2 separate regions of the Homo sapiens genome follow, and region 1 is linked to region 2. A link is an interaction called in ENCODE POLR2A ChIA-PET data of the cell type or tissue named here. Cell type or tissue: B cell. All regions are shown on one strand. Links, peaks and the distances in the headings refer to the core of each region. The heading gives the core; the rest is flanking DNA.

What was found. Peaks named below come from ENCODE experiments on the same cell type or tissue, not always from the same donor. Only the 100,000 strongest peaks of a DNase experiment are listed, where the experiment ranks them.
Region 1: POLR2A ChIA-PET joins it to region 2 with 5 read pairs; 2 of 35 experiments call an interaction of 5 or more read pairs at or near these places.

What each region holds. Positions count from the first base shown.
Region 1 is chr20:44,200,580-44,217,131 of GRCh38, reverse strand. It overlaps OSER1 (oxidative stress responsive serine rich 1), which reads left to right and starts at 6,361. Exons shown (of 4, transcript NM_016470.8): 1 at 6,361-6,436; 2 at 10,134-10,251; 3 at 14,058-14,171. The coding sequence starts at 10,175. It overlaps OSER1-DT (OSER1 divergent transcript), which reads right to left and starts at 6,172. Exons shown (of 3, transcript NR_038339.2): 1 at 6,055-6,172; 2 at 2,129-2,244. RefSeq lists silencers at 1,822-1,911, 5,959-6,407, 6,603-6,672 and enhancers at 6,332-6,951, 12,203-13,402. In B cell, for the core only: no CTCF peak of the experiment used is centred there; DNase peaks (open chromatin) are centred at 6,241, 8,751 and 9,634; H3K4me3 peaks cover 4,648 bases; H3K27ac peaks cover 5,993 bases.
Region 2 is chr20:43,598,364-43,614,915 of GRCh38, reverse strand. IFT52 (intraflagellar transport 52) reads right to left here. Exons shown (of 14, transcript NM_016004.5): 4 at 11,027-11,156; 5 at 10,658-10,733; 6 at 9,843-9,914; 7 at 940-1,066. Among named protein-coding and RNA genes, the nearest start is that of IFT52, 16 kb to the right of the region's middle. RefSeq lists an enhancer at 6,710-7,551. In B cell, for the core only: no CTCF peak of the experiment used is centred there; no DNase peak of the experiment used is centred there.

The sequences.
Region 1 (16,552 bases), core at 4,673-12,672, 600 kb before region 2:
GAGATGACTGACTGACTGATGGACTCACTGGCTCCTGTGGTAGGTACAGCTCCTATTCTGGTGGACTGCATGCGAAGTCCCATGGGACAACGGGGTCGGGCCATTTAACACACACAGGGGAGCAGGAGTTGAGGGAGGGAAAGTCAACATAATAGGTTTTTCTTGCCCTCCAGAAATTTAGAATCTAGCAGGAGATACAAGAAATGTACGGGTAAAGGGCTGAAAATAAGTTCAGGAGGGACCTGAAGAAGCTCCAGGTGAAATGTTACTGTGGTCGTAGAGACAGGGAGGGGACCTGAGCTGACGAAGTGGACGGGTGGTAGACAGAGGAGCTGGAGGCTCTTCAGTTGTAGGGAGGGGCAAAAAACAGATGCCCAGAGAAGCCAACAGGCCCCCAGTGGACTCTCATGGTAGAAGAAAGTGGGGAGGATCACCACCATTGAGGCAGGTCCTTAGGGCTGTGGCTCCAGGAACTCCATTTTGTCAGGGTACCCAGAGCCAAACAAATTCTGCGGGATGGACTATCTGTTGACTGAAGATCTATAAGCCAGGTGCAGTGTATTCATTTGCAGAAAGGACTATGTCCTTCCCACAACTGGAATGCTTGTGTTTGCCTTCCAGGGCTCCCTTGTTTCTTTCCTCTGATTATCTCCCACCCTCTCCTTAAGGGTCCTGACCTTTCCTGTGGCTTCAATGGCCACCTGTATGCAGACTCCACAGTCTTTATTTCCAGTCCCCACCTCCCATGTGAGCTTCAGAACCATATATCTGCATGCCTGCTAGACACCTCCACGCGGCTGCCCCACGGATCTCTCAGGTTCACTCTGTCCAAACTGAACTAATTTAGAGATATATCAGCACAGAGAGGCAGTGACAGCACAGACTCTACCAAGCTGCCTAGGTTCAAATTCTAGCTCTGCCACTTGTTAGCTGTGTGACCTTGGTGAGTTACTTAACTTCTCTTTGCTTCAGTTTCCTCATCTGGAAGATGAGTGTGATAATGGTAATCTCATAGAATTGTGGTGAGAATTAAAATGAGTCTTCTGATGCATAGGAAGAGCTATGAAAGTATTAGCCCTCATAGGCTGGGCATGGTAGCTCATGCCTGCAGTCCCAGCACTTTGGGAGGCTGAGGCAGGCAGATCACTTGAGGCCAGGAGTCCGAGAGCAGCCTGGCCAACATGGCAAAACGCTGTCTCCACAAACAAACAAACAAACAAAAATTAGCCAGGCATGGTGGCACACGTGGGTGACTAAGGCAGGAGAATCACTTGAATTAGGGAAGCAGAGGTTGCAGTGAGCCAAGATTGCACCACTGCACCCCAGCCTGGGCAACAGAGCAAGACTCTGTCTCAAAAAAAAGAAAAGAAAAGGAAAGAAATAAAAGAAAGTATTAGCTGTTACTATGATTCTCCATTTAAATGTTCTTCCTCTGCTCACTGTCAGCTGGGTTCAACAGAGTTTAATTGAGATGGGCACCAATATCCATTCAGTTGCTCAAACTGGAAAGCAAAGTATCATTGTCAGCTTTCTCTCACTGCCCATCCTGTTCGTAGTCAATCTCTCCCCAAGGCCTGATCTACGCAACTTTCCAATCGGCTCACTTGTTCTCCATACTTAGGGCCACCTGCCCCTTCGATCACCATCATCTCAGGCCTGGATCACCATGCCGGCTCACGCTGAAACCAGTCATCTTTCTAAAATAAATTTGGTCATTTCTTTCCATAGCTCCTACAGTTCTCAGAAGGAGAAACCTCAGGATAAGTCCCTTGCTGCAGCCTTTGGGACCTGATTCCTCCTTTCATCTGCACTTGAAACTTTTATGTTCAAAACCAAACCGTCTCACACTCCCCAAACCTAGTCTTCTTGGATTCCCTTCCTTAGTGAAGGGGGCCACCTACTGGCACGGCTCAGGCCAGACATCTGCTCAGCAGGCTGCCGAGCCCTGCTGGTCTCACCATCCTTCAGCCATGGTTCCCATTCTGGTCTTCCCTCAGATTATTTCGAGTGTCTTCTAACTGGTCTCTCTTACATTCCCCACCCTCCCCATCTACTTTCTAAGAGTCTGCTGGAATGATATAAATTGCTACTAAAAATACAAAAATTAGCAGAGCATGGTGGTGCTCACCTGTAATCCCAGCTACTGAGGAGGCTGAGGCACGAGAATCAGTCGAACCTGGGGGCGGAGGTTACAGTGAGCCAAGATTGTGCCATTTCACTCCAGCCTGGGTGACAGAGCGAGATCTCAAAAAAAAAAAAAAGGTTTCAATAGTTTCTGGCACACAACACTCAATGCCTTCCTTTAACAAGTAATTATTGAGAGCCAACTATGTGCCACATAGAGTTCAGGCCTTGGGGATACACTGTATTTTCATCAATTCTAAGACACCATCATTTTAAAGACTCACCACTTACTGTAGGAACAAGTAAGAAAGAAAAAAATACTACCAATTAAACCAGGACACACTGGCGATTATAAGACACATTCAGATTTTCTAACCGCTATTAATAAATTGTGGGAAAATGTGCATCTTTGATTAAAAAAAATAGTGACTAAAAAAAAGACACAAAGTCCCTGTCCTCGGGTAGCTTCTATTCTAGTGAGGGGACCAAAAAATAACTATACATTGTCAGGTAGTGACAAGTGCTATGATAAAGCAGGGTAAAGGGATACACAGTGAAGGGGGTGCTGGGGAAGCCAAGGAAGACCCCCCTGGGGAGCTGATATGAGCAGAGACTTTGAATGACAAGATGAACTGTGAGTAAACAATGCTCCAGGAGGGGAAATACATACAAAAGACCTGAGAGGGAAATATGCCTGCTGGGTTCAAATATATGCAAAGAAAGAGTGGCTGGAACAGTCCTAGGCCCTGGGCAGCCAATTTCCTCAAACCCAGTGGTATTTTCCAGGTGAAAGCAGGTATCCCTGGTCTAGCTGGGTACATACAGGAGGTGAAGGTGGGGAGGCTAAGGAAAGCAGTGTAACTCAGCGGTCAGCAGGGTGCTATAGTCAGACTGCCTAGATTGGAATCCCCGTTCTACCACTTACAAACTATGTAACCTTGGACAAGTTATCTAACTATTCTGAGCCTAGTTTCCTCAGCTGTAAAACAGACATCATAGAAGTACATTTCACAAATTGGTTATGAAGATTACATGAGCTAACATCTTGTAAATCAAGACAAATAATCATTATCACTATCTTCTATCCCAAAGTCATTTTAATTTAATTTTATTTTTTTTTTTGAGACAAGGTCTTGCTCTGTAGCCCAGGCTGGAGTGCCGTGGCATGATCTCAGCTCACTGCAACCTCCACCTCCTGGGTTCAAGGGCTTCTCATGCCTCAGCCTCCAAGTAGCTAGGATTACAGGTGTGTGCCCACCACTCCCAGCTAATTTTTGTATATTTATTTATTTATTTTTCAGTAGAGATGGGGTTTCACCATGTTAGCCAGGCTGGTCTCGAACTCTTGACTTCAGGTGATCCACCTGCCTCAGCCTCCCAAAGTGTTGGGATTACAGGCGTGAGCCACCACGCCTGGCCTACCCTAAGTCATTTAAAAAAGTATATCGAGGTAAGAAATAAATTAATTTGAGTCTTAAAACATAAGAACAGAATATTTTCCAGATTACCAACTGGTAGGATGGCAGCCACATGGTTAGGCAAATAATTTTCTTTATTACTTTGGACTTGGCTTCTCCAAAGTTATTTTTTAAGAGAAACTATTATCTTCCTATATAAATTGTTCTTGCAGTATAAATTCATGGAATTAAGTCTCTCTTACTAAAGCATGTACAAGACACTTGTAGCAAGAAAGAAGCACTGTTAGAGGAATTTTACATCTACCACAGCTTTTTAATTAAATGGCATTACCATGTGCATTAATACAAAGTTGATTTCTTCAATATAAAGTCCACACACAAATTCAGGTTTTTTTCCCATGGTTAAAAAGACTTGGAATTGCTGGTATAGGACACCGATCTGGCTTTTTGTTCACTCAGATCCATCCCATTTTGTAGCTTTTCTATCTCTTTCCAAGTCATGATGTATCACACCGTGAGCCAGTCCTATGTATAATGACTTAAAACTTCAGGCCACGTCAGGTGTGTGAGTTAACAGGCTTCAGCATTCACAAGAGGTTCCCACCTTCCAAGTACTCCCCGAGTAATGAGTCACATTCTTGGAAAGCATCTAACTCTTTATGATGGAGATGTGCTTACATAAAATGAAATACTGTAACTTTTTAGTTTTTGGTATTTAATATAATTAGGGATGGAAAGCAGGTAAAATGAGAATTCACCAAAACTGTATTGAGCATCTACTAATCCCCAGGAAGTGTGCTAAGCCCTGGGAATTCAATCACGATCCAGACAATTCTTTCCCCTCAAGGATATATGAGATTTTTTTTTTTTTTTTGAGACAGTTTTGCTCTGTTGGCCCAGGCTGGAGTGCAGTGGCGCAATCTCGGCTCACTGCAACCTCCGCCTCCCGGCTTCAGAGATTCTCCTGCCTCAGCCTCCCGGGTAGCTGGGATTATAGGTGCATGCGCCACCATGCCCAGCCAATTTTTCATATTTTTAGTAGAGAAAGGGTTTCGCCATGTTGGCCAGGCTGGTCTCAAACTCCTGACCTCAAGTGATCCACCCGCCTCGGCCTCCCAAAGTGCTGGGATTATAGGCATGAGCTACCGTGCCAGGCCTTCTCAAGGATATATGAGATTTTATCTTAAGTTATATTTTGAAGTGGCAGCTTAAAAAGACATGTTTGGTTTTGATACATTTCACTTGGCAAGGTCTGAGAAAATAAATACATCATATTTCCCGCTTTTTCTTGTCCAAGAGATGTTGAGAAGGGCAGTTTAAATCCTGACTTACTAGCACTGTGAGACAGGACAAAGGCAGCTAGAACAAGTTATCTGATCTCTAACATAATCTAATGCTATCTAACTAGCATCATTAGGTTACAATGAACAGTTTTCTTTCAACCGGTCAGTTACTGAGCCTCTGGTATGAACGACGAGAATTTAAAATGTTTTATCCAGGGCCAACATCATGCTTCATGTTTAACAACGTTATACAATAAATTGTTAGATTTCATTTACAGACATAGGCCAGGCATTCCAAAGCCTGGCTGTAGTTAAGCTGGACACAGTTAAACCATCTTCGGCAGCCTATCTAGTTGACTACAACTAAGGTATTGGGGAATGACGGTGGATGGGGCCAGTTTTGGTTCAGGGAAAAACCCTCACTCTAGGGGTGGGCCACAATCAACGCCATCCAACTCAATTGCGCAAAATCATCTGTTCTCACGAAGCTTTGAGCAGTGCAGACGTGGAGCTGGAGATTGGCAGGCGAGGAGAGGCACAGCTAGATCAGCAGAACCAGTCCTGGTGATGGAGCGGGTGGCAGCTGTTGCACAGATCACCTTTTCCCGCCTACCATCTGAGCAACATTCAGAATCAGAAAAATGTAAAGAATCCTAAAATTCATCTCCTTTGGTGAACTGCCTAAATCTTTTTGCAAAATTTGGTGTGTAGGTGCATTTCTTTGGCAAGAGGATCTACAGTTCTCACCAGATTCTCAAAGGAGTCTACGCCTGAAAACACGAGATTCACCGATAAGGTTCAACTTCCTCACTTACTAGATGGAAAACTGAGAGGCCCAAAGGAGGAAAAGCAGTTGCCTCAAGACAAACAGCAGAGATATCAAAACCGAAGGCATTTCAATTCAATTCTAATTCTGGCTTCACACTATTGACCCTGGCCACGTCCAATACCTCTTCACTTCTCTGCAGGACCTAAAAGATCACCAGGAGGCGAGGGCTGGTGTCCGAGTCCCGGAGAGGTCGCAGGCAGTCCAGATTCTAGCATCACAGAAACTCTGGCCAAGCGCTCAGCCGGGGATTGTCTGCCATAAAGACCCCCGCACCCTGTCCTCGCCCCCGCCCCGTGGAATTCCTCTGCATAGGTGACTCCACGTAGAGGACCGAGCGCAAGGAGATCCCGGGGCGGTGGAGGCAGAGGACTACTGTGAAGAATGACGCCTACTCACTCACCTAACAGAGAGGAGGAAGCAGGCACGCCCCAAAAGCGGGTCGGGAGCAAATCCACGCCACTGGGAGGAGGCAAACCGAAGAATAACAGGAAATTACGTAAGGCGCACGTGCTTCTGAGGGGGGCGGGTGCGGGGCGTTGGAGAGGCGCGGCCGCCGCCCTGCGTCTGCGCAGTCGTCGGCTGCCGCGCTGCCGAGTCACTGGGGTGGGAGGAGCATAAGCAGGGGGAGGGGTGCATGCCGGAGTGCGCAGGCGCAACGCGACTCCCGAGGCGCGGGCCGCCCCCTTGGCTGGTTTGGATCCGGGTCAGTCGGGTGCCGAGATTTGGGAGAGACGCTCTGAACTGACTGCCCCGCATCACCGGAGCGTCCCAGCTGCGAGGAGGTAAGTGCCCTGACGTGACGGGGAGGGGCCGCAGCACTGCGTCTCAGCTTCCACTGCCGGTCTGGCCGCGGGCGGTTTTCCCCGGGCCCGCCCGCCTTGGGTCGCGTCGTCTCCCGACGCCTCCTGCCTGGGCCGGGCCTGGGCCTCTCCGCGCCCCCTTATCTGCCGCGGCCTGTGCCTGCTGGAGCTCCGAGCTCCACGCTCTCTCCCCTTCCCGCCTTCCCGTCCTCCCGCGGTCCCCCGCCCCGTCTCGCTCCTCCGCCGTCTCCCGCCCAGCGGCAGCTTCCCCTTTTCGCCCTCCTTGGCCGCCCTTTGCCCCTTCCAGTCCTTTCTCTCTCGCCTCGGAGCCCCATTCTCTTTGGCTACCTCTTCGGCCCCACTCCTTTCTTCTCCCGCATCCCTTGTGCCTCGCTCCGACTCCAGCCTCTCGTTCTGACCCCAGGAATCTCCCGAGGAGCGCAACTTCACAGCTGGAGACCCCGGGCGGGCAGTGCCCCTGGACAGCTCCCTGCTTGGCGTTGTCCCCACACTCCAAGCCCCGTCCTACCCCTCTGGGTTCTGACTAGGAATTTTCCTCCGTTCATGTTTAACCGCGACAGGCACAGACTCTGGGTGAAAAGAAAGAACTTTGTGCTTTGGCTGCAGCGCTGCGAGTATAAAGGGATGAGTGGGTTGCACGGAGAGGTGTGAATGTGCTTTTTGTCCTGGGGGCCGATTGTTTCCTCCCGGTCTAGTTTGCCTCTTAGAGTTGCTGGGTTTGGTTTTCTTCCCCATACTCTACGCTTTCTGGTGGTCTGGGAGTTTCGAAATCTTTAATGTTGTGATGACAACGCTTACCCGCGCATCCCTTCTTGATCGTTCTTAGGTCTTCTCAGGGGCCTGGAAGTGTAGACCTAGGCTTGGGATTCAAGGAGGTCTTGGTTAAAACGGCAAGATGTAAATAAGATTGTGACGCATCCATTTTGTTGAAAGAAAAAACCAGGAATTTGGCCTTTTGATGGAGGAACTTAGAAGAACTTTGTAATTTTTGTAAGGTTGTGGAAAATCCGAGGCAAAGTTAAATTGCCTGGTGTGATTTGACTTTAACTTCGAATAGGCTTTTTAAAGTTTCATCTCTTTGGAGATTGTTCAACTTCACGAGTTCACTGCAGTGAAAACGCCAAGACTGTCTCCCACAAATTTAATATTAATGAAGAAAGGCAAGCCAATTATATCTGTTGTCCGGAGTTAGTTGTACAGCCCTTTCTTTGAATGGGGATCTGGGGATGCAGAGGAGCATAATGAGCCTTTTATAATTACAAACATGCTCTTCTCTAGCTCTTAAGGTTATGCCTAACGCTCATTTGCTCTTGGCTAAAATAACTGAGAAAAAAAGTGAGTAGTAAAAAAATGCTGGAAGTCTGAAAATGGTTTAGACAGAACTTCATTCCTGAAGTTTTAGTCTGTAGCCAGATTTTAATTCTGGCCTGTTTTGGTTTTTAGATGATAGATCTTTTAGTGTGTCAACAGGAATGTAAAGTTTGTATTAACATCTAGGGTGATCACCTGCCATGCTATTAAGTCAGCATGGTATAATTAAAAGTTACATATGTAGGTTCAGAGCCTCTTAGCACAGTGTTACATTGTAAGCTCTTGGAGGGCAGGAATGAGATTCTAGTCCTTACGGAAATGGAGTTTGGGCTTCTATCCCTAGCATTCATTCTAGTGCCATGCACGTGGTAGGAATTCTGTAAATATTTGTGAAAGAAATGAATTTCTGCCTGTAGGGTTCAGCAGTGTATACTTAAATGTGATGTGTACGTAAATGCTGACTGATTTCCAGAGAGGGCTAAAGAGGACTTGGGGGGCGGTCTGCGGGTTGGGGAGATTGGCTCAGATGATTTATGAACTCGGTAAGAGCTGAACATTGACTAACGGATCATAAGGTAATTGAGGAACATTGTAAGTCAAACTTCAATTTAGTTCTACCAGCAGGAAGGATTTGTTTACAACCTGCAATAGTACTCTTTTAGATGATGTGAAGCTTTGAAAATATTGAAATAAGTGATTGCTCACCTCTCCCCCCAGGTATATAGGAATTGATTGTGTATTTGGGGGATCCTACCCTAAACTGAGAATTAGAGACTAGTGAAGCATGGGATTGTGTGGATAATGTTTCTTCATGTTTATGTACTTAAATAAACCAGCAAAATATACGTCGAGAATGTATCTAAATTATTTTTTTGTCCTAAGAAGTTGAGGTGCAGGCTGGCTGAATTTTTTTTTTTTTTTTTAGTAGCTGAATTCTTTTGAGACTGTTTTCAGTGTTCCCCAGAGAGCTCTGCCTAAAATACCTTAACTTCCGCAAATAAGTAAAGTGAAAAGTCCTGATTCCTTGCCTCTTTATTTTGCGCTGGTACTACAATAATATAATGGTTACTTTATATCAAACATTATGACACCTTGACCTTTGGAATATTAGAGGTCTCACAATAACTTCGGAGCCACCTTGAGAAACGAGCAGATATGAATCAGAGAGGACCCAAGGGCCGTTGGAGAGGCACTGCTCCCTCTGAGAATGCCCAAGAGGGGTGGGGGCGGGGGGGGGCGGGTAAAGGCTTAGAAATAAAGAGGTGAAGTGAACCTTTTGCTTCAAATATTCTCTATTTCTATTTTTTTTGTGGTACTTTTCTTCTGATTCTCTCTGATATGTTCATAGATGCTGGTTTGCTTAATTTGTATTCAAAATTTGGTACTAATAACCCTGAGTGAAAAAATAATTTGGAGACTAGATTCAAGGGTTTATTAACAGACTTCTCTGTTGTGTTTCTTGTTGCTTTGGTTGGTTCTTCATCTACCTTTCTCTGTTTAAATATAAAAATCAGGTGGAAAATATGGAGGACTTTGATTAATCAAACTAGTTAAGAGATCATTTAGTGGTGCGTCTACACAATAGTCATTTCTGTTTTTTTTCTTTACTTTCAACCTTTCTTTAGGCTAAAGAGAAGTTTGTTTGTTTTCTTTTCTTTTTCCACTCATGTGCACAATGAAGTTTTTAGGGGGTTGCAAGTGTATAGTTCATTTATTTTCTTTCTTGTTTAACAATTAATTACACTATTCCAGGCTATGAAGAAAAACACAAATGGAAGTATCAACCTTACTGGTAGAGTGCATTTCTAATTCTGCTTTCACAGTGGTAACGTCTTGTTCTCTAAAACGTGTCTTCCTGTGAACATAGCTGTCTGGGTCAGGACTGCTCTAGAGAAATGCTATCATGTGTCATGAAAGTTATACTTAACTAGGGTTAGGCCAGACAAATACTCAGTGTCATTTTAAAGAATCAGAGTGCTATAATTTTAGCTATTCCCTTTTATTTCTGATGTCATTTTGTTCATAGGTTTCTAGACCAACTGGGGAGATTCCCGTTAAAAAGTATGTATACTGAAACATAGATTTTAGATCATCTAGTTTCCAAAATTGTGTAATAGGATTTTGGCATCAAGTATGTGAACAGTTTATATTCTGTCATAGTACATATCCATTTTTGGTATCATTTCATTTGTTTCCCTTTAAGAAATAAAACCTATAGTCTCCAGTTATCTACACTGAAACTTCCTTTTTGAAATAAAAATTTGCTTTTTTTTTCTAACAGTAATGGTAACAGGTATACTTTTGATCCCACCTGTTTTTACTTTGCTCACTTTATTTTCTTTTTTAGTGTAAACAGGAACATCGATAAGTAGTGTAAAAACTTGCACAATGAAATCCGAAGCCAAGGATGGAGAGGAGGAGAGTCTACAGACTGCTTTCAAAAAATTAAGAGTGGATGCATCAGGGTAATTAAATATGTAATATATTATTTGGAATTATTTGTTTACTTATTTTAAATAGTCCCTTTTCCCTAAAAAGCTCTTCCTCTTTTAATATTTCTCATTATTGAAAGAAGATATAAATGCTAATAGTGCGACATTCTTCCAGATTCTGCACAGTATTGTTTTAGTTTAAAAAGAAAACCCTTTGGTTAAATTTGAAAAGTAGCAGTTCATTTGCCCTCCCAGGTTGGGTGTTTTGGTTTCGTTCACTTTGAGGAGGGCTTCCCCCCCACTTCTTTTTAATCAAAGATTATCAAGCGGTGTCCCACTAGGGATTTTATCATACATCTCAAGGGAATCACAGTATTTTTCACTAAAAGTGGGTTGGCTCAGTGGAAATCTATGAAGACATTGTAGATTTCATGGTCTGTGATTGCTCAGTCTATCACTATGGAAACCTCTATTCAGGAGGGTTCTGTCACTGAGATCAATAACCTTGGACCCTTTGGCCAAACTAATTAGAGCACCTGCATACCAGCTGCTCTCTGAATGTTAGTATTTCACCCTTTGCAAAATGTTCTGTGTAAGACTCTTCTCACACCAATTCTTTCTCCCAGGCCAAAATAAATCAACATTTTTAATGGATATAAGAATTTCTTTTCATAAATGGAAACTAAACACTGGAAGCTCAGAGTAGAACACCCACAAGTAATAATCATCATCATTAAAGTTTATTATTCACTTCCTGTGCCCTCAACACTGGGTTAAGTACTTTGTGCGCATTATTTAATTCTCACTACACCTTAGGACATGGGTACTACTGTCATTTCAGTTTACAGATGAGACTCACACAAATTAAATTACTTGCTAAAAGTCACATTGGTAGGACGTTGCAGAGCCAGGATTTGAACCTAGATAGCCTGTCTCCAGAACCTCTGCTCTTTTTTTTTTTTTTTTTTTTTTTTGAGACGGATTCTGGCCCTGTCGCCCAGGCTGGAGTGCAGTGGCGCAATCTCAGCTCACTGCAAGCTCCGCCTCCCGGGTTCACGCCATTCTCCTGCCTCAGCCTCCCGAGTAGCTGGGACTACAGGCGGCCACAACCACACCTGGCTGATTTTTTGTATTTTTAGTAGAGACGGGGTTTCACTGTGTTAGCCAGGATGGTCTTGATCTCCTGACCTGGTGATCCACCCACCTCGGCCTCCCAAAGTGCTGGGATTACAGGCGAGAGCCACTGCGTCTGGCCCAGAACCTCTGCTCTTAACCATCCTTTATGTGGTACCTTGAAGGCGATAGGAAGAAATGCATGCAGTACCTAGCACAAAGTGAAAACTAGATGTTAGTTGTTGTTACAGCCACCTGCCTATTGCTAGTACTATTTTTGGGCTATCAAATGAGAAGATTTATGCTGATAGATTTGCACAGTAGATGTTATAGGTGCTCATATTTGCTTCCATGTTACTTCAAAAACATATCTTTCCTCCTGATGGTTTTCTAATATGGTCAACTTGCCAGTTCATATCAGTACTTTGATAAATTGTCTTGGGAAACAGAAGCAAAGCAGAGAAGCAGAGAGTTCCAGATTGTGGCTGCAGTGTATCCTTTGTGATTTCTTATATAGGAATAATTTTTTTATATCAGGAAAATACTAGGAATGTGTACCCACAATTATACATACAAATCTCTTAGTGTGTAATTTTGTATAAGTAACTCTTGATACACGGACTTCTTTCCTGATGTTTTAAGAAGTTGAAATGTAAAATAAAGCCAGGCCGGGCATGATGGCTCATGCTTGTAATTCCAGCACTTTGGGAGGCCAAGGTGAGCACATCACTTGAGCTCAGGAGTTTGAGACCAGCCTCGGCAACATGGTGAAACCCGTCTGCAAAAAAACAAAGAATTAGCTAGGCATGGTGGTGCGTGCCTGTAGTCCCAGCTGCTCTGTAGGCTGAGGTAGGAGGATCACTTGAGCCCGGGAGCTGGACGTTGGAGTGAGCTGAGATCATGCCACTGCACTCCGGCCTGCGCAACAGAGCGAGACCCTGTCTCAAAAAAAAAAAAAGTAAAATTAAGCCATTTTGGTATCCCTAAAAATTACTTGGAACATTATTTAAAAATTTTTCAAAATATATGGTCAAAAATTATGTATTTGTAAAACCACATGCTGCATGTTCTCACTTAGAAGTGGGGGCTAAACATTGAACACACGTGGACATGGGAACAATAGACACCGCTGACTACTGGCGTGGGGAGGGCAGGAGCGGAATGTGGGTGGAAAACCTACCTATAGGGTACTGTGTTCACTACCTGGGTCCAGTATACCCATGAACAATCCTGTGTATGTACCACCTGTATCTAAAGTAAAAGCTGAAATGAAAAAAAATTATATATTTGTAGCATGTATTCTGCCTTGAGTAAAATTATATTTGTAGCATATATTCTGCCTTGAGTAAAATTATAAGAAGGGAAGGAGAATATTTGAGAAAATGAAATAAGAGAAGGGGTGAGTCATTAGCATGACTAAGCAGAATAAGACTTGTGTAGTAGTGTATCATACATTCTAGTTGTTTTATATTGTTGCCAGTTTACAAATGGGATATCTGAGGATTGACTCATAAACTAACCAGGCCTTGCCAGGAATTTAGCATGATCCTGTTCAACAGGTTTTCCTTAGTGGTATTTGTCTTATTAGGACAAATCTCTATATATTTATTACAAAACAATATCCTATTTATCTGATTGTAACATAATACATGCTTATTATAGAAAAATTTACAAAAACAAAACAGGATAAAAACAGAAGTAAAAATCACAGTTTACCGTAACCACTGTTAACATCTAGACCACTGGTTCATGATAGCCTATACTTATTTTACATAGTTGAGATCATAATATATGTATAGGTGTTTAACCATGCTGCTTTCTCCTTATAAGCATTCCCCCATATCATTAAAAGTTCTTTGTACACTTAATTTCTAATAATTTCCCAACATTTTGCCATATAGATATGCCATAATTTAGAAATACAGTATTTTTTTTCTATTAGATATTTAGGTTATTCCCAGTTACTTTTTACTTTCAATTATGTTTTGTTGAACATCCTTTCATTTTAGTAGATTAATGTCGCTTTCTAAAGAATTTTTGTCAACACCATAGCATGTATAGTAGGAGGGGTGTGTGTGTGTGTGTGTGTGTGTGTGTGTGTGTGTGAAAAAAGTCTGGAAGGATTTCCACCAATGTTTGATGTTGGTAGTCTCTGGGTTGTGAGGTATGGATGATTCTGTTTTTCTTGCTTTTAGATTTTTTCACGTTCTTTACTGGGAACCCATATTATCTGTATAATTTTAAACCGCAAGGATTTAACTCTGAGTAATATTTCAAGTTCATTTGTTGCAAAAGTTAGAATATTTTTCTAAAAGTTGCATAATATTTGAAAATGTATTCAGTGTTAAGTTAGATGGAGTCTCCTAAACTAAGTTTAGTTCCATGACTCTGGTTTGCCCGCATAAGATAAATGGTCAGTGTCATTAGCATTCTCTGGCCATAAGGCCTGATCTGCCCCAGGGAAACAGCCTGAAAGTCTATTTATATCCTGCTGCTGGGTACACTTACCAGTCATTCTTTGGCTTATGATTTTGCAGCCATGGGCTTTTAGGGATACTCTAGATTTGGTTTTGAAGGAAAATTTACATTAAAAGCTGAGCAATTTTTGAGAAACCCAAACTAGAAAAAAAAATGTATTGATAAAAGTTGTATTTGAGCTAGTGAGAACAATATGTTCTCCTCATTTTACAGTTTTTTGTAGCTGTAAACTTTGTTCTTGTCTTCAGGTCTGTAGCATCTCTGTCTGTTGGAGAAGGCACAGGTGTCAGAGCACCAGTCAGAACAGCAACAGATGATACCAAACCTAAAACCACATGTGCATCTAAAGACAGTTGGCACGGGTAAGAGCTTCTTATTGAGATGATTTTTATTCCAATATTATAATAGTATTGGATTTTCCTTTCTGAGTGTCCAGAAAAGAGTTAGGTTATGATATAGAACCTAAGACCCAATGATTAGATGAGGACCTATTCCTTCTTTTGCTGAATTTGCTGAGACTTTTTTTTGGCCTGGTCCATAGTCAATTTTTACAAATATTCTATGTCTGTTTGAGAAGATTGGGACTTCTCTAATTATTCTTGGGTTCTCTGTCCATTAAGTCAGGCTTTTAAATGTGTTATTGGAACCTTTTTTTCAATTTTTTGGTCAACTTGACTTACAAATAATAGAGATGTATGTTGAAATCTACCCCATGGAAGTGTATTTGTCTATTTTCCCTTTAAATTCTATGTTTTTGCTTTATGTATCTTGAGGTTATTTTGTTGGATTTATATAGCATAGGTTTAGAATGTTTTCTTTCTGGTGAATTGAAACTTTTATTATGTAGTGACATTCTTAATCCCTCATAATGGCTTTTGTCTTAAAGTTTTCTTCTAGTTAGTGTTTCGCTTGTGTGTCTTTTTCTATTCTTTTTTTTTTCTTAAGATGGAATCTTGTTCTTGCTCTGTCACACAGACTGGAGTGCAGTGTCACAATCTCAGCTCACTGCACCCTCCGCCTCCCCGGTTTAAGCAGTTCTGCCTTGGCCTCCCAGGTACCTGGGGTTACGCAGGTGCCCGCCACCATGCCCGGGTAATTTTAGTATTTTTAGTAGAGACAGAATTTCATCATGTTGGCCAAGCTGGTCTCAAACCCCTGACCTCAGGTGATCCACCCACCTCGGCTTCCCAAAGTGCTAGGATTACAGGTGTGAGCCACCACACCCAGCCTACTAGTCTTTCAAGCGTTCTGTGTTCTTGTATTTTAGCTGTGTTTCATATAAATAGCATATGACTAGGTTTTATTTTTTTCTGTTTTATTCAATGTGATCAGTTTGTTTTTAACTGCTGAGTTTAGTGCATTTACATTTATTTGATTATTGGTATCTTCAGAAGTGATTCTGTCATTTTACTTTATTTGTCCTGCTTTTTTCTATTTTTTTCCCACCTTACCTCTCCTCCTTTCCTTTCCAATTGTTTAAACACAATTGTTTTCAAGGATTTTGTTTGTTCTTTTCCTCTAGTGGTTTGGAAATGGCACACTTTGTTTCTATTCTTTCAGTAGTTGTTAGCCTTGATTTTACCATGCATGCTTTTAACAAAGACAAAAATTAATGGTAATTTAGCCCTTCTCCTTAGAAACCCTTTCCTCTGATCTCCTGACTTCCATGATATAGTTGCCCAATATTTTAGTCGTTACTTAATCTCACAGACTAGGTTTTATTATTATTTAAGCAGACAGTGTTTATTTAGATTTTTCTGTTTGCTTATATCTTCTTTCCTCACCATGCTTTCACCTCAGACCTCCCATATACAATCACTTACTTTTTTCCTAAAGTAGTTTCTTTAGTGAAGGTTTATTATTAGTAAATAGGACCTCTGCATTGTATAACTCCATATAAATACATTTGAAAGGGCCCCCGATGTTAAATACCATCAGGTCCTATTGGTAAATAACAATCATCTGTATCCATGGGGGATCAATTCCAGGTCCTCCCCACTCACACGCCCCTCTCAATACCAAAATCTGAGGATGCTTATGTCTGTTAGACAGAATGGTATAGTGTTTGCATACAACCTATGCTCATTCTCCTGTATACTTTAAACCATCTCTAGAGTACTTATAATACCTACCACAATGCTTACACAGCACTTCACTCACACAGACTCAGCATAGTGCTTAGAGCACAGCAAATTCAAGGTTTGCTTTTTGGAACTTGGTGGAAGGGGTATTTTCAGTCTGCTGCTGGTTGAATCCACAAGTGTAGAATCCGTGGATACAGAAGACTGTACTTTGCTTTCATTTATCTGAAAATGTCTTTATTTCTTCCTTGGTTTTGAAAGATAGAGTTGATATAGTTGACATTATATTTCTAGATTGACAGTTATTTTCTCTTAGCACTTAAATTAGGTACAGTTCATTGTCTTCTGGTTTCGTTACATTGGTATTGAAAAGCATACCTTCAATCCAATTGTTATTAATTTGGAAATAATCTTTCTAGTCTCTGGCTGCTTTTAAGATCTTCCTGTTGTCTTTGCTATTCTATAGTTTTGCTACAGAGTGTCTCTTATGTGGATTTCTTTTTATCCTGCTCCAGTGTATTTCCTGTGTTCATAGATTCTCTTATCAATTCAGAAAATTTCTTGGTCATTATGTCTATAAAAATCACTTGTCCTCTGTTCTCTGTATTCGTTTCTTCAGAAATTCCAGACTTACTCTGTCATCTCTCTTAACTTTTACATTT
Region 2 (16,552 bases), core at 4,373-12,372:
AATTGCTTGAACCTGGTAGGCGGAGGTTGCAGTGAGCCAAGATCATGCCACTGTACTCCAGCCTGCACAACAGAGTGAGACTCCATCTCAAAAAAAAAAAAAAAAAGAAAAAGAAAGGCAGTGGGATGTTGGGTCACTGCCTGGGACTAGCTGTGCCCACATTTCTATGGGGTCTCTAGGATAATAACTGGAAAAATAGTTTTCTGATATATTTTCCTAGTATAAACTAACAGCAACATAATTCTGTGCTATTTTGTGTAATATGTTAACTCCATCTGTTCCTGAATGTATTCTCTTTACACTGAGGGTGACAGCCCATAGTCACAGACAGGATTAAAAGTTATTTTCATCAATATGCTGCCATGGGATCAAAAAAAAAAAAAAGTTATTTTAAAAGTTATAATACAGCACTTCGGGAGGCCAAGGCGGGTGGACCACGAGGCAGGATGGTCAGGAGATCGAGACCATCCTGGCTAACATGGTGAAACCCTGTCTCTACTAAAAATACAAAAAATTAGCTGGGCGTGGTGGTAGGTGCCTGTAGTCTTAGCTACTCGGGAGGCTGAGGCAGGAGAATGGCGTGAACCCGGGAGGTGGAGCTTGCAGTGAGCCGAGATTGCACCACTGCACTCCAGCCTGGGCAACAGAGACTCCATCTCAAAAAAAAAAAAAAAGTTATAATACAGGTAGCCTCATGCTACAGTGGAAAAGCTTCGGGTTTAGAATAATAAGAGCTAGGTTTAGGCCTTAACTTCATCAATTACTGGACAATCCACTGTTTCCCCATAAGCAAAATGTATATAGCTGAAATGCTACTTTGCAGGACTGGCAGGAAGACCAGTGAGAAAACATATAGAAGCCTTCTGGAAATGGTAAGGTGGTTTTTATTATTTCAACAATAAAAATAACATCTATACCCATATCTAAGAAAAGCTGTACCTTTGAGTGATAGAAAGCCAAAATGGGTCTGTTAAGTGGGAAGCAGACAGAACCTGTAGACAGAACCGCCACTGCTGGTTTCATGACACTCAATGTGGCACCAAAAGGATACACAAAGGTGAGAGCCCTGTAAGAAATTAAAGAAACACATTCAAATTTTAAAAACATGAATACAAAAATTCTGAAAATAATCTCAATGTTTCTTGAGTAACACTCTTTTTTGAAACAGTCTCACTCAGTCACCCAGGCTGCAGTGCAGTGGTGCGATCTTGGCTCACTGTAACCTCCGCCTCTCAGGTTTAAGCTGTTCTGCAGCCTCAGTGCCTGCTATCACGCCCAGTTAATTTTTGTATTTTTAGTAGAGCCAGGGTTTTACCATGTTGACCAGGCTGGTCTTGAACTCCTGGCCTCAAGTGATCTGCCCACCTTGGCCTCCCAAAGTGCTGGGATTACAGGCGTGTGCCACGGTGCTCAGCTGAGTAACACTCTTTGATTCATTATCAAACAAAAAATTTTTTCTAAGCTTTGGTTTGTTAACTTAAAAACTGGGACAACTCTAGCTACACATTTAATAAAGCATTTTAAAAAACATGAAAGTAAATTAACAGGAAAGTGTAAGTGACTGTAACTGGGAGAACTAAAGAAGCCCCTGATGGAGGGAGGAGGAAGAGGATGGGGCCTCATCCAAGAACTGAACTCAAGCTGCTCTGCATAATAATATCTTACTGGTAAATACGTTCTTCTTCCTTAGGTTTGGCTAGTGCTATCTCTAAGAATTAATGTATATCACTGGATGGGTATGTTACCAGTTAAATGTCACATGAACAGAGGCATAAATATACGCTATAATGGACACTTCTACACAGATCTGCTTTGGAGTCCCTCCTCTACTCTCCACTGTCCTAACAAAGACTTGTCTTAGATTATCTAGAGTGAATTGGTCTGACCTGGGGCAATGTACTCCTGGAGAGGGTGTGGGATAGAGGAGCAAAGGTGGGGTGCAGATTCTGGGGTGAAGCCAACCCATGTAGGAGGGGTTAGGGTTTTACTCAAAGATGGAGCTCTGCAAAGCTTGAAGGAAGTGCTCTCAGAATGGAGAGAAACACAGATCTCAACACCAGGGCGTAAGGTTAGAAACTGGGGGAGGGGGTATAGGGGAAGCACCCATGAGGGGTTCCTCATAGAGATTTTAATTTCCCTTTTTCTTTAGACAACAAAAATTCTTTTTGGCTTAAGTTTAAAATTATTTCCCTCTAGTGTTTTTGTTTGTTTTGTTTTGTTTTTTAAGACAGGATCTCACTTTGTTGCCCAGGCTGGAGTGCAGTGGTATGAACATGGCTCACTGCAGCCTCAATCTCCTGGGCTGAAGCGATTCTCTTGCCTTAGTGCCCTGAGTAGCTGGGACCACAGGTGCATGCCACCACACCTACTAATTTTTATATTTTTTGTAGAAACGGGGTTTCACCATGTTGCCCAGGCTGGTCTTGAACTCCTGAGCTCAGGCAATCCGCCCACCTTGACCTCCGAAAGTGCTGGAATTACAAGCATAAACCACCGGGCCTGGCCTCCCTCTGGTGTTAATCTTCCCCATTCCTTCAGTAAAATCTCATCTACCCTATGACTTTTGTTGTCATACTATGAAAGAGAAGTGGTACTTGGCCCACATTCTCCAAACTCCACCTTCTACCCTTACTCCAGCAGTATCCCAGCAAGGTGGATTACAGCCCATGATCTCTGGGCCAGAAGCAGAAGAAAACAAGCAGTTGTCCATGGAGGAAGAAAAAGTAGGTGGGAGAAATAGTCATATGGAGGTCAATGCACATCTATCCCCCACATTTTCCCAAAATGCAATCAATGGAAGATGATTCTCAAGGCATAAGGGAGAACGGACACTTGAGTAGCAAGATAAAAACTATCTGCTATTATTATTATTATTATTATTTTTCGAGATGGAGTTTTGCTCTTATCACCCAGGCTGGAGTGCAATGGCGTGATCTCAGCTTACTGCAACCTCTGCCTCCTGGGTTCAGGCAATTCCCCTGCCTCAGCCTCCCGAGCAGCTGGGATTACAGGTGTGCACCACCACGCCCGGCTACTTTTTGTACTTTTAGTAAAGATGGGGTTTCACCATGTTGGTCAGGCTAGTCTCAAACTCCTGACCTCAGGTGATCCACCCGCCTCAGCCTCCCAAACTGCTGGGATTACAGGTGTGAGCCACTGTGACCGGCCTATTTGCTATTATTTACACTCCTGTATTTCTTTTATTACTACTAAAAAAATCAATGAGACTAGGCCAGACTAACCTGAGGTTAGGAGTTCAAGACCAGCCTGGCCAACATGGTGAAGCCCTGTCTCTACTCAAAATACAAAACTTAGCCGGGTGTGGTGGCGGGCACCTGTAATCCCAGCTACTCGGGAGTCAGGAGAATTGCTTGAACCCAGGAGGTGGAGGTTGCAGTGAGATGAGATGGTGCCATTGCACTCCAGCCTGGGCGAAACTCTGTCTCCAAAAAAAAAAAAAAAAAAAAAAAAAAAGACTGACATTTTGATAAGACTAAGTATAAACTTAAACACCCATCCCCAAAACAGAACTTTCCAAACCATGTGAATGAATAAGATTAGCTCAGTGAAAAGTTTCAGAAAGAGTTTTCCTAAAAGACGGAATAGCTTGTGTAAAGTCCCTAAGATGAATACAAGCTTCACTTATTTAAGGATTGAAACAAAGTCAGTGTGGCTACAGCAGAGTGAGAGAAGGGAGAAGGGACATAACAGGAAATAAGGATAAAGGAGAATCTGAGACTCCAACAGGCAAAGATACCTCAAAGCAAGAAGCAGGACTAGTCCATACCTCAAAGTCTACCAGGAAGCTGTTTCCTGGATAATCCAGGAAAGGAACAACTAGACATATTCCCTTCACTATAATTAATTACAAAGTCATAACGCAACAACAAGTAGGGCACTAGGCTTTCAACTTTACAAAGCACTTTCACAAATATCACCTTACTGAAATTTTCCAACAATTTTGTAAGGTTAACATTATCCCCACTACACAGATAGGGAAACAGACACTAACAGTTACTATGCCTTGGGTCACCCTTGGCAAGTAAGAGAGGGAATCAGGAACTTCTAACAATTCCTTCTAATTCCAAGTCTACAGTTCTTTTACCTATACCAGTTGGATAAGCTGACACAAAGTGAAATAATTAGATTGATTCCTTTTTTTTTTTCTTTTTTTTTTGAGACGGAGTCTCGCTCTGTCGCCCAGGCTAGATTGCGGTGGCGTGATCTCGGCTCACTGCAAGCTCCGCCTCCCGGGTTCACACCATTCTCCTGCCTCAGCCTCCCGAGTAGTTGGGACTACAGGTGCCCGCCACCACGCCTGGCTAATTTTGTTTTGTTTTGTTTTTAGTAGAGACAGGGTTTCATCGTGTTATCCAGGATGGTCCTGATCTCCTGACCTCGTGATCTGCCTGCCTCAGCCTCCCAAAGTGCTGGAATTACAGGCGTGAGTCACTGCGCCCAGCCTAGATTGATTCTTGACAGTCAAAAATATTAACTCTGTGAATTATATTGCTATACATATTCCCCCTTATGACTTGACTTTGTTTCTACTAAGAAAGGTCTTCCCTACTCCAAGAATTTAAAATATTCACTTATTTTTTTTAAGGTTTTTTTTTTTTTTTTTGCGTTGGTGTCTCGCTCTGTCGCCCAGGCTGGAGTGCAGTGATGCAATCTCGGCTCATCGCACCCTCCGCCTCCCGGGTTCAAGCAATTCTCCTGCCTCAGCCTCCCGAGTAACTGGGATTACAGGCTTGTGCCACCACGTCTGGCTAAGTTTTGTATTTTTTAGTAGAGATGGGGGTTGGCCAGGCTGGTCCTGAACTCTTAACCTCAGGTGATCTGCCTGCCTCAGTCTCCCAAAATGCTGGGATTACAGGCATGAGTCATCGTACCTGGGCTTCTTTAAGTACTTCTATGCTTTCTTTTAAAATTTAATTTAATTTAATTTAATTTTATTTTATTTTTTCAAGACGGAGTCTTGCTCTGTTGCCCAGGCTGGAGTGCAGTGGTGCGATTTTGGCTCACGGCAACCTCTGCCTCCTGGGTTCAAGCAATTCTCCTGCCTCAGCCTCCCGAGTAGCTGGGATGACAGGCATGCACCACCACGACAGGCTAATTTTTTTTTTTTTTTTTTTTTTTTGAGACGGAGTTTCGCTCCTGTTGCCCAGGCCGGAGTGCAATGGTGTGATCTCGGCTAAATGCAACCTCCGCCTCCCAGGTTCAAGTGATTCTCCTGTCTCAGCTTCCTGAGTAGCTGAGATTACAGGTGCCCGCCACCATCCTTGGCTAATTTTGTTGTTTTTTTTAATATAGATGGGGTTTCACCATGTTGGTCAGGCTGGTCTTGAACGCCTGATCTCAGGTGATCCGCCCACCTCGGCCTCCCAAAGTGTTGGGATTACAGGCGTGAGCCACCGCGTCCGGCATATGCTTTCATTTTTAATATTAAAAATTTTAGCCTATCCAGAATACATTTTGGGGTGTGGTATGAAAATGAAACTATTTCTCCAAATGTTTACCCAGAATTATGCCATCCATCTCTAATATTTGAAATGCCACTTTTACTATACACAAATAATCCCCACCCTCCATATATGTTTTTGGTCTAATTTTAATCTGTATTATTTATTTTTTTAAAACTATTTCTGAACTATGACCACATTTTATTATTTTTTTGAGATAGTCTTGCTCTGTCACCCAGGCTGGAGTACAGTGGCATGATCACGGCTCACTGCAGCCTCAACCTTCTGGGTTCAAGCAATCCTCTTGCCTCAGCCTCCAGAGTAGCTGGGCCTATGGGTGTGTGCCACCACATATGGCTAATTTTCAGTTTTTTTTTTTTTGTAGAGACAGGGTCCCACTATGTTGCCCAGACTGGTCTTGAACTCTTAGCCTCAACCCATTGGCCCATCTCGACCTCCCAAAGTGCTGGGATTATAGGTGTGAGCCACTGCACACAGCCAATCACATTATTTTATTTTTTAATTTCATTTTATTTACATATTTTTTGAGACAGAGTCTCATCTGTCACCCAGGCTGGAGTGCAGCGGCGCAATCTCGGCTCACTGCCACCTCTGCTTCCTGGGCTCAAGCAATTCTCCAGCCTCAGTCTCCTGAGTAGCTGGGAATACAGGTGCGAGCCACCAACGACCGGCTAAATTTTTGTATTTTTTTGTAAAGACAGGGTTTCGCCATGTTGCCCAAGCTGGTCTTGAACTCCTGAGCTCAAGTGATCTGCCTGCCTCAGCCTCCCAAAGTGTTGGGATTATAGGGGTGAGCCACGGTACCCGGACCACATTATTTTCACTACTAAAACTTTGTAACATGCTTTAACTACATAAGAATGTCAATTTTTACTGGGTAAAATATTTCAAAGTACAGAGGTATTATAAATGAATGCGAAAAGACAAACCATCAATTGAAAAATGGCCAAAAAGCAATGAACATGAAGTTCACAGAAGAAATACAATCAGCCAATAGACTTTAAAGGTCATCCTATGCACTAATAATTTAAAAAAATGCAAATTAAAAGAAAGAGATACGATGTTTACTAGAATACTCCATGCTGGCAAGAGAGGAAAAAGGTGTGTGCTCATAGGGACTGTAAGTGGTACCACCTCCCTGAGAGACATCTGGTAACACATTACATTTGGTAACCCATCTGTTGGAAGACCTCTGACCCAGAAATTTCAATGCTGAGAAATTTACCCTAAAAAATACTCCCACTCCCTCTCCCTCTCCCTCTCCCTCTCCCCACGGTCTCCCTCTCCCTCTCTTTCCACGGTCTCCCTCTGATGCCGAGCCGAAGCTGGACTATACTGCTGCCATCTCGGCTCACTGCAACCTCCCTGCCTGATTTCCTGCCTCAGCCTGCCGAGTGCCTGTGATTGCAGGCGCGCACCGCCACGCCTGTCTGGTTTTCGTATTTTTTTTGGTGGAGACGGGGTTTCGCTGTGTTGGCTGGGCTGGTCTCCAGCTCCTAACCGCGAGTGATCCCCCAGCCTCGGCCTCCCGAGGTGCCGGGATTGCAGACGGAGTCTTGTTCACTCAGTGCTCAACGGTGCCCAGGCTGGAGTGCAGTGGCGTGATCTCGGCTCGCTACAACCTCCACCTCCCAGCCGCCTGTCTTGGCCTCCCAAAGTGCCGAGAGTGCAGCCTCTGCCCGGCCGCCACCCCGTCTGGGAAGTGAGGAGCGTCTCTGCCTGGCCGCCCATCATCTGGGATGTGAGGAGCCCCTCTGCCTGGCTGCCCAGTCTGGAAAGTGAGGAGCGTCTCTGCCCGGCCGCCATCCCATCTAGGATGCCATCCCATTTAGGAAGTGCGGAGCATCTCTGCCCGGCCGCCCATCGTCTGAGATGTGGGGAGCGCCTCTGCCACGCCGCCCCGTCTGGGATGTGAGGAGCGCCTCTGCCCGGCCACGACCCCGTCTGGGAGGTGAGGAGTGTCTCTGCCCAGCCGCCCTGTCTGAGAAGTGAGGAGCCCCTCCGCCCGGCAGCCGCCCCGTCTGAGAAGTGAGGAGCCCCTCCGCCCGGCAGCCACCCTGTCTGGGAAGTGAGGAGCGTCTCCGCCCGGCAGCCACCCAGTCCGGGAGGGAGGTGGGGGTCAGCCCCCGCCAGGCCAGCCGCCCCGTCCGGGAGGGAGGTGGGGGGGTCAGCCCCCCGCCCGGCCAGCCGCCCCGTCCGGGAGGGAGGTGGGGGGGTCAGCCCCCCGCCCGGCCAGCCGCCCCATCCAGGAGGTGAGGGGCGCCTCTGCCCGGCTGCCCCTACTGGGAAGTGAGGAGCCCCTCTGCCTGGCAACCACCCAGTCTGGGAGGTGTACCCAACAGCTCATTGAGAACGGGCCATGATGACAATGGCGGTTTTGTGGAATAGAAAGAGGGGAAAGGTGGGGAAAAGATTGAGAAATCGGATGGTTGCTGTGTCTGTGTAGAAAGAAGTAGACACGGGAGACTTTTCATTTTGTTCTGTACTAAGAAAAATTCTGCCTTGGGATCCTGTTGATCTGTGACCTTACCCCCAACCCTGTGCTCTCTGAAACATGTGCTGTGTCCACTCAGGGTTAAATGGATTAAGGGCGGTGCAAGATGTGCTTTGTCAAACAGATGCCTGAAGGCAGCATGCTCGTTAAGAGTCATCACCACTCCCTAATCTCAAGTACCCAGGGACACAAACACTGCGGAAGGCTGCAGGGTCCTCTGCCTAGGAAAACCAGAGACCTTTGTTCACTTGTTTATCTGCTGACCTTCCCTCCACTATTGTCCTATGACCCTGCCAAATCCCCCTCTGCGAGAAACACCCAAGAATGATCAATTAAAAAAAAAAAAATACTACCACAAGTGCACAAAACTGTACATACAAAGATGTTCACTTATCCCAGCACTTTGGGAGGCCGAGGCAGGTGGATCACCTGAGGTCAGGAGTTCAAGACCAGCCTGACCAACATGGTGAAACCCCATCTCTACTAAAAATAGAGAAATTAGCTGGGTGTGGTGGCAGATGCCTGTAATCCCAGCTACATGGGAGGCTGAGGCAGGAGAACCACTTGAACCTGGGAGGCGGAGGTTGCAGTGAGCTGAGATCATGCCACTGCACTCCAGCCTGGGTGACAGAGTGAGACTCCATCTCAAAAAAAAAAAAAAAAAAGATGTTCATTTGTGCTTTATTATCTATAATGACAAATATAATTTTTTTTTTTTTAGACGAAGTCTCCATCTGTCCCCCAGGCTAGAGTGCAATGGTACGATGGCAGCTCAATGCAACCTCCACCTCCCAGGTTCAAGTGATTCTCCTGCCTCAACCTCCCCAGTAGCTGGGATTATAGGCGCCCACTACCACGCACAGCTAAATTTTCTATTTTTAGTAAAGACGGGGTTTCGCCATGTTAGCCAGGCTGGTTTCAAACTCGTGACCTCAGGTGATCCACTCGCCTTGGCCACCCAAAGTGCTGCAATTACAGGAGTGAGCTACCACACCCGGCTATAAAATTGTCTATAACAACAATACGGAACAGAAGTTAAGAGTGCAGGCTCTAGAATAGACTGCCTATGTTTGCATCTAAGTTCTGACACAGAGTAGTCATGTGCATTTGGGCAATTACATCTCTGTATCTCATCTCTAACTTTCCAGAGTTGTAAGGATTAAATGAGGTAATACATGCCTGTCACACAGTCGATGCTTGACAAACATTAGGTGGTATTATTAAAGAAAAACATTATAAACTACTTAAATGTCCAATAATAGGGAGTTGGTTAGATAAACTGGGATATATCCAATTTAATCCAGTCATTAAAAATGAAGAGGTACTCACCTATAACTTTATACATGGAAAAAAAAAAACCTAGAAATCTAAATACCATACTATATATTTTTTGAGATGGAGTCTTGCTCTGTTGCCCAGGCTGGAGTGCAGTGGCGTAATCTTGGCTCACTGCAACTTCCGCCTCCGGGGTTCAAACAGTTCTCCTGTCTCAGCCTCCCGAGTAGCTGGGACTACAGGTGCACACCACCACGCCTGGCTAATTTTTGTATTTTTAGTAGAGATGGGATTTTGCCATGTTGGTTACACTTGTCTCTAACTCCTGACCTCAGGTGGGCCACCCACCTCGGCCTCCCAAAAGTGCTAGGATTACAGGCGTGAGCCACCATGCTGGGCCTAAATACTATATTAAGACTACCTTCAGGGGGAGGAGCATGGACTTACAGTGCAGAGCTTCTACTTTTTTCCTCTTGAACTGTTCAAATTCTGATTATTTTTGTAACCAGAAACAAAAGCTCTTTTCATTTTGAAAAAGAAGACTCCAAAATGATACATCTTCCTCATGTGGCATCAGAAAACACACTCACTGGGCATTGTTTCCACTGCTTTCCTCATCAATGATCCCAGGCACAGCCTTTCCTGCAGCTCGGCTAATTTCCCTTGAAGAAGAAAAATTAAAATCTAGTAAACAAAAAAAATTTGAGAATTTCACACTGCATTCATTAGTACAGCAAGTATGAGGCTAAGGTGGGAGGATTGCTTAAGCCTGGGAGGTCAAGGCTGCAGTGAACTGTGTTCCCACCACTGCATTCCAGCCTGAGCAACAGAGCAAGACTCTGTCTCAAAAAATACATATATATATAAACAAAAAATAAATTGAATGTGAAGTAAGTTTCAAAAGATGAAGAAAAATAATTTGATGAATGAGTAGTAGTAATATAGTAAAATAAATTATAATAACACAAAACAAAAAGGCAAGAAAGAAGAAAGGGCAGTGAAAAGAATGTATGAGAAGAGACGAGGGAAGATTTATGTAGAAGAAATGAGAGTTATGTGTAAGGATATTTCTGCTTTATTTTTTTTTTGAGATGAAGTCTCGCTCTGTCAGCCAGGCCAGAGTACAATGGTGCAATCTCAGCTCAATGCAACCTCTGCTTCCCGGGCTCAAGTGATTCTCCTGCCTCAGCCTCCCGAGTAGCTGGGATTACAGGCGCCTGCTACAATGCCTGGCTAATTTTTTTTGTATTTTTAGACAGGGAGATGGGGTTTCACCATGTTGGCCAGGCTGGTTTGGAACTCCTGACCTCAAAATGATCCATCCACCTTGGCTTCCCAAAGTGCTGGGATTACAGGTGTGAGCGACGATGCCTTGCCAAGATATTTCTGCTTTCAACATGCTTACCTGTTCAAGACTCCACTGGAAACTAGAGCTTCTTTAGGATGGAAATATTTGTGATATACATTTCTAACCACAGCATCTATGAGGGAAAAAGAGAAGGAGGTATATTTTAGGTTAGAAATAAATTCGATATTATAGACTCATACCAATTTTGACCTGAAGGGCACCCTGGAACTTGGTTCCAATCCATCTCGCTTTATAAATGGAAGCAGCCCAAGCCTAGGAGGCTCAGACTGCTGATGAGAATGGAACATTAAAACACGCACACACAGCCCAGGGCTTTTTCCATTATGCCACTGGACCTAGAGGGCTATGATATCAAATAATAGATAGAAAAGTACTGCCTCTACTGAAAATAATAATACTAATTACCATTATTAACCATGATTCCATATTCTTCTAGTAAAAAGTTAATATTGGTGTCAAATCTGGATTCTCCACCTTCTCCTAGCATCACAAAGACATCTCCACCAGTGTCAAGATATTTCTTCAGGATTTCAAACTACACAAAGGAAAAAAGCAATCTATGAATATACTTGAAAGACTTTTGCCCGAAATACCATGAATAAGACCTTAACTAGATGAAAAATACATATTTCAAATCTATAAGGCATTTACATATAAATGTATATAAGATAAAAAGTACTCTCTATGTAGGATCTCCAAGCTTGTCTTTGAGCATAAAGCTCCAAAATACTCAAAGTAAATTGACAATTTCAAAGCTGACTATCTAGAGAGCAAGTCAAAAGTGAAAAACTTAACTAAAGGAAGCACTCAGTTCTCCATTCAGCAGCACCCCTGGTCTCCACCTACTAGATGCCAGTTGTACCTACCTTCCCCTGGCAACCAAAAATGTCTCTTGAGATTGCCACATGTTCCCTCAGGAGAAGAAGAAATAGAATCACCCCTAGTTAAGAACCACTGATTTAGACAATGCCTTCTCTTGACTGCCCACAGAGGATATCAGGATGAAGTCATTTCATACCACACCTGGGAGGAATTCTGTTCAAGGTCATTGACCAACCAAACCATAGAGAGAAACGCATGTTTTCTGCTTATCTCCTGGAAGCTCTCTCATTTTCACAAAGCTGGGGAAGGGAGAAAAATCTAGGGTTGATCTTGCTGGTCTAGCCTGAGAAAATCTGGGGTGGGTGGTCCAGACAAATAGTTTCTCAACTTTCTTCATCAAGCACTCCAGCAGAAAAAAATCTGAACATGTATATAAATACATTCAATATGTATGTATCTCTATATAAAATATGTACTTTATAATTCAAAACAACTCCCAAAAAGGAAATGTTTTAAGGGTAATGAAAATATGAATAATAAACATAATTTCCTTTTGGCACCCCACTGATTCATCACATGCATCCTACTTTGGAAACTACTGCCCAGACTAGATTTGCCACAGCACGGCCCTCTCGCTCTTGTATGCTCCCTGAATTTTCCTCTCCCCCTGCCTTCCCCACACTGTATAAAACAAATGAATCTTCAGAGGCCAAGGTAGGCGGATCACTTGAGGTGAGGAGTTCGAGACCAGCTTGGCCAACATGGTGAAACCCCCGTCTCTACTAAAAATGCAAAAATTAGCCAGGCGTGGTGGTATGCACCCGTAGCCCCAGCTACTTGGAAGGTTGAGGGAGGGGAATTGCTTGAACCCAGGTGGTGGAGGTTGCAGTGAGCCGAGATTGCACCACTGCATTCCAGCCTGGGCAACAGAGCAAGATTCCATCTCAAAAACGAAACACAACAAAAAAACAAAACAAAATAAAAAATGAATTATTTCAAAATCAAAATTAAGGCGGGGTGCAGTGGCTCATGCCTGTAATCCCAACAGTTTGGGAGGCTGAGGTGGGTGGATCACTTGAGGTCAGGAGCTCGAGACCAGCCTGGCCAACATGGTGAAACCCCGTGTCTACTAAAAATACAAATAGCCAGGTGTGGGGGCAGATGCCTGTAATCCCCGCTACTCGGGAGGCTGAGGCAGGAGAATCAGTTGAACCTGGGAGGCGGAGGTTGCAATGAGCCGAGAATGCGCCAATGCACTCCAGCCTGGCGACAGAGCAAGACTCTGTCTCAAAATAAATAAATAAATAAATAAATAAATAAATAAATAAAATAAAAATCAGCTCAAAGTCCATTTCCTCTGGACCCAATAATCCAATGCCTCTTTTCTGTGTTTCTGTAGAAATGTGGAACTTAGAACATTGATCATTATTGGTAGATGGTCCATTTGTGTCATTTCCCCTAGACTATCGGTTCCTTGAGTGGAGAGATCATGTGCTATTTGACTTTGATCCCTAGCGTTAGTCCTAGGACCTGTTACTAGGTGTGTAACAGATCCTTAGTAAACATTTTTTGGAACAACAACAGAAAAACAAAACAAATGGGTTATAACTGCATGATCCTGGACCCTGAACAACAGACTGAATCTCTCCCTAAATTCATCTTCCTTTTCCTTCCTTTTGATTTCCTCTCAAACTCCTCTTCCCAGACAGCCCTAAATATATGCTATGTTCTATGACTGATAATAGCAAGCCAGGTCTAGTTTGCAATATATATTCTCAGAACATAGCTTTTGCTTGGGAAATTCTACTGGGACTTGGTTTTCATGATTATGTGGTTCTGGGATTTGTCCATGTTGCCTAAATGCAATGAGTATATAGTAGTTATTGGTATCTACTGTGTCCTATTGGCCATCTGGCATTTTAAGAAAAAGATACATGAAGGATGTGGTGTGCAATAACACAGGTGGGCAAAAGTTGAAGGAGCTTACATGAATTATGACCCAGTTTCCAGCTATACACGTAAGTGAGACCCTTCTAACAAAAGAATGGATATTTGGTACAAACTGGAGGTTTCTTATTTCTTTATGGCAAAAACAGGAAGAAAGATTAATTTTGCAGACTTGAATTTTAGAAATTGGCTTAGAATGCATTCACACTGTTAGTGTGGCAGCAAATGTGAGGTATTTCCTGTAATCGAGACTGGATGATCCAGGCCAGTGGCTCTCAGTGGAGGCATTTAAACCATCTAGCATGTATTCTGGATCACCATAATATTAATATTAATATGGCAAAATATTAATGCCATAATATTAATGTTTAAGGACATTTTAGCGGGTGAAGGGCAGGGAAGTTAAGGTCCTGCAATATTCAGACCAGTCCCACACAGTAAAGAACTATTCCACAGCATTTGAATATCTTCTCAGATAGTCACGGAGGTTTAAAAAAGAAAAAGCAAACAAACAAAAGAAGCTCAGCCTAAAATCTAACTCCAATTTCTTTATTTTTTTTGAGATGAAGTCTTGCTCTGTCACCCATGCTGCAGTGGCTCGATCTCGGCTCACTGCAAACTTCGCCTCCTGGGTTCAAGTGATTCTCCTGCCTCAGCCTCCTGAGTAGTTGTGACTACAGGAGCCTGCCACCACACCTGGCTAATTTTTGTATTTTCAGTAGAGACAAGGTTTCACCATGTTGGCCAGGCTAGTCTCAAACTCCTGACGTCTGGTGTTCCACCCGCCTCGGCCTCCCAAACTCCTGGGATTACAGGAGTAAGCTACTGCGCCCAGCTCAAATTCTATGTAAATACTGTACAAAGTATTTTTTGCACGATTTAACATATACTGAATTCGGAGGTACCCAACTACCATGTAAACTGAGAGAAGAATTATACTCTTTTTATTAACAGAACTTTACCAGAGGCCAAGGCGGGCGGATCACAAGGCCAGGAGATCGAGATCACCCTGGCTAACACGGTGAAACCCCATCTCTACTAAAAATACAAAAAATTAGCCGGGCGTGGTGGTGGGCACCTGTAGTACCACCTACTCGGAAGGCTGAGGCAGGAGAATGGCGTGAACCCGGGAGGCGGAGCTTGCAGTGAGCTGAGATCACTCCACTGCACTCCAGCCTGGGTGACAGAGCAAGACTCCGTCTCAGGAAAAAAAAAAAAAAATAGAACTTTACCAAGAGTTAGTCAGTATTTTGGAAAAATCACATCACCGACAGCAACACGGCTCATGATTTGAATTGCCAATACATCACTTCCACCAGTCTGCATATGTACCTATCCCATTCATCGGAGTTCTACATACTTATTAAACATTTATTTCAAAATGTCAAACATAAAGAAGTGTTCTAATGCATGTATGACCAAGCATTAACAAACTGAAATATGTATATTCTTCTAGTATATATATGCATAAACATTTACAATTTGAAATACACATATTCTTTTATAAATCATCCTTTAATTTCTGTACATTAAAGTTAGGAAGTTATATTGCTTTACTTTTTTAATGGTGGTGGGTTAGATTATCTTTGCATTTCAATTCAGGGTAACAAAGTTGGCATCTGTAATATAGGTGGATGCTGGTCTGTTAGGGTTGGAAAATACTCGTCTCAGCCACGTGGTTACCTGGTCGTAACTGAATACCACCACAAAGCTAGTGTAATGCGTCAATGTAGTTGAGGTGGAAATAAGGAAAGACTGTTCAGCCTAGTTTCTAGCATGATACTAGCATCTAATATCAGACATATGATGTCTGTCCTGTCACAGAAGTTTCTGGAAGTCAACATGAAAAAGGCATCACACAGCTCTCCAGGGGTAACAGTCTAGGAGGCCAGCAGCAATGACAAGGAAAGCAGTGATCTCACAAGCATGAGCCCATTGGAAGAACTGTAACACAAAGGAATGCTGATTCCTAGAAAAAAAGCTAACAGCTTTTTTCCCTTTTCTTCCCACCTCACTCCAACTCTAAAGAGAAGGTATGGTGTCAGGGACTGGTCTGGGAGAGGACGTTTTATTAGGCTAAAGTTACATCAAATTTGCCTCTCGAAGGACTTGTGTCTCTTGGATGCATCAGCCTACCATGCCTGGAAGCCCAAACTAAGGCTTGGCCTGGCACCCATCTCCACTTGGGAAAAGGCCCAGGCACCAGGTTCTGACCCTCTCTTTGGATGCCCCTGTGTTCCTGAGGCTGGTTGGTCCCTGGCAAACATCAGGCCAACTCTCTCATTGGCTTCGCTAGGTGGATGGGGAGATGGAGCCGAAGCCCAACAAGCAATAGAGTGTTGCTCTGCAGGCCACTGCCCTCTGTGTGTACATATCCCTCAGGGTCTCAGTGGGTAGGAGTTGCTGGTTACCTCCACATTCCCAATGGTAATTTCTACTCCTTCTGTCAATTAACCTGATCAAACAATCATGTCCCTCTCCATGCCATTCCCAGCGGGGGAAGGTCACTTTGCAATCAAATTGAGAAACAAAGTGCACTAGAAATGCTCCCCAGTGGACCTCTTCCCCATGGCACCACCCAGAGTAACAGCAGGAGACCTTGGCCTGCCTCAATCTAAGGACCACATTGGCCTTGCCCTGCCTCAACCTCTCTATTCCCCATATTCTCTCTCAGCACAAAGGTACTTCCCATTCTCTGTAAAATGGCTCTTTCTATGTTCTGGGTTTTTTGTTTTATTGACTGTGAAAAAACACACCTAATCTTTCCTAAATTTACCATCTTAACCATTCTGAAGTATATAGTTCAGCAGTTTTTTGTTTGTTTGTTTTTTCTTTTCAGACAGGGTCTCTGTCGCCAGGCTGGAGTGCGGTGGCGCAATCTCGGCTCACTGCAACCTCCGCCTCCCAGGTTCAAGCGATTCTCCCACCTCCACTTCCCAAGTAGCTGGGAGTACAAGCATGTGCCACCAAGCCCGGCTAATTTTTGTATTTTTAGTAGAGATGAGGTTTCACCATGTTGGCCAAGCTGGTCTCAAACTCCTAGCCTCAAGTGATCCACCCACCTCAGCCTCCCAAAGTGCTGGGATTACAGGTGTTAGCCACCGCACCTGGCCTAGTTCAGCAGTATTAAATATACTCACACTGTTAGGCAATCAATCTGCA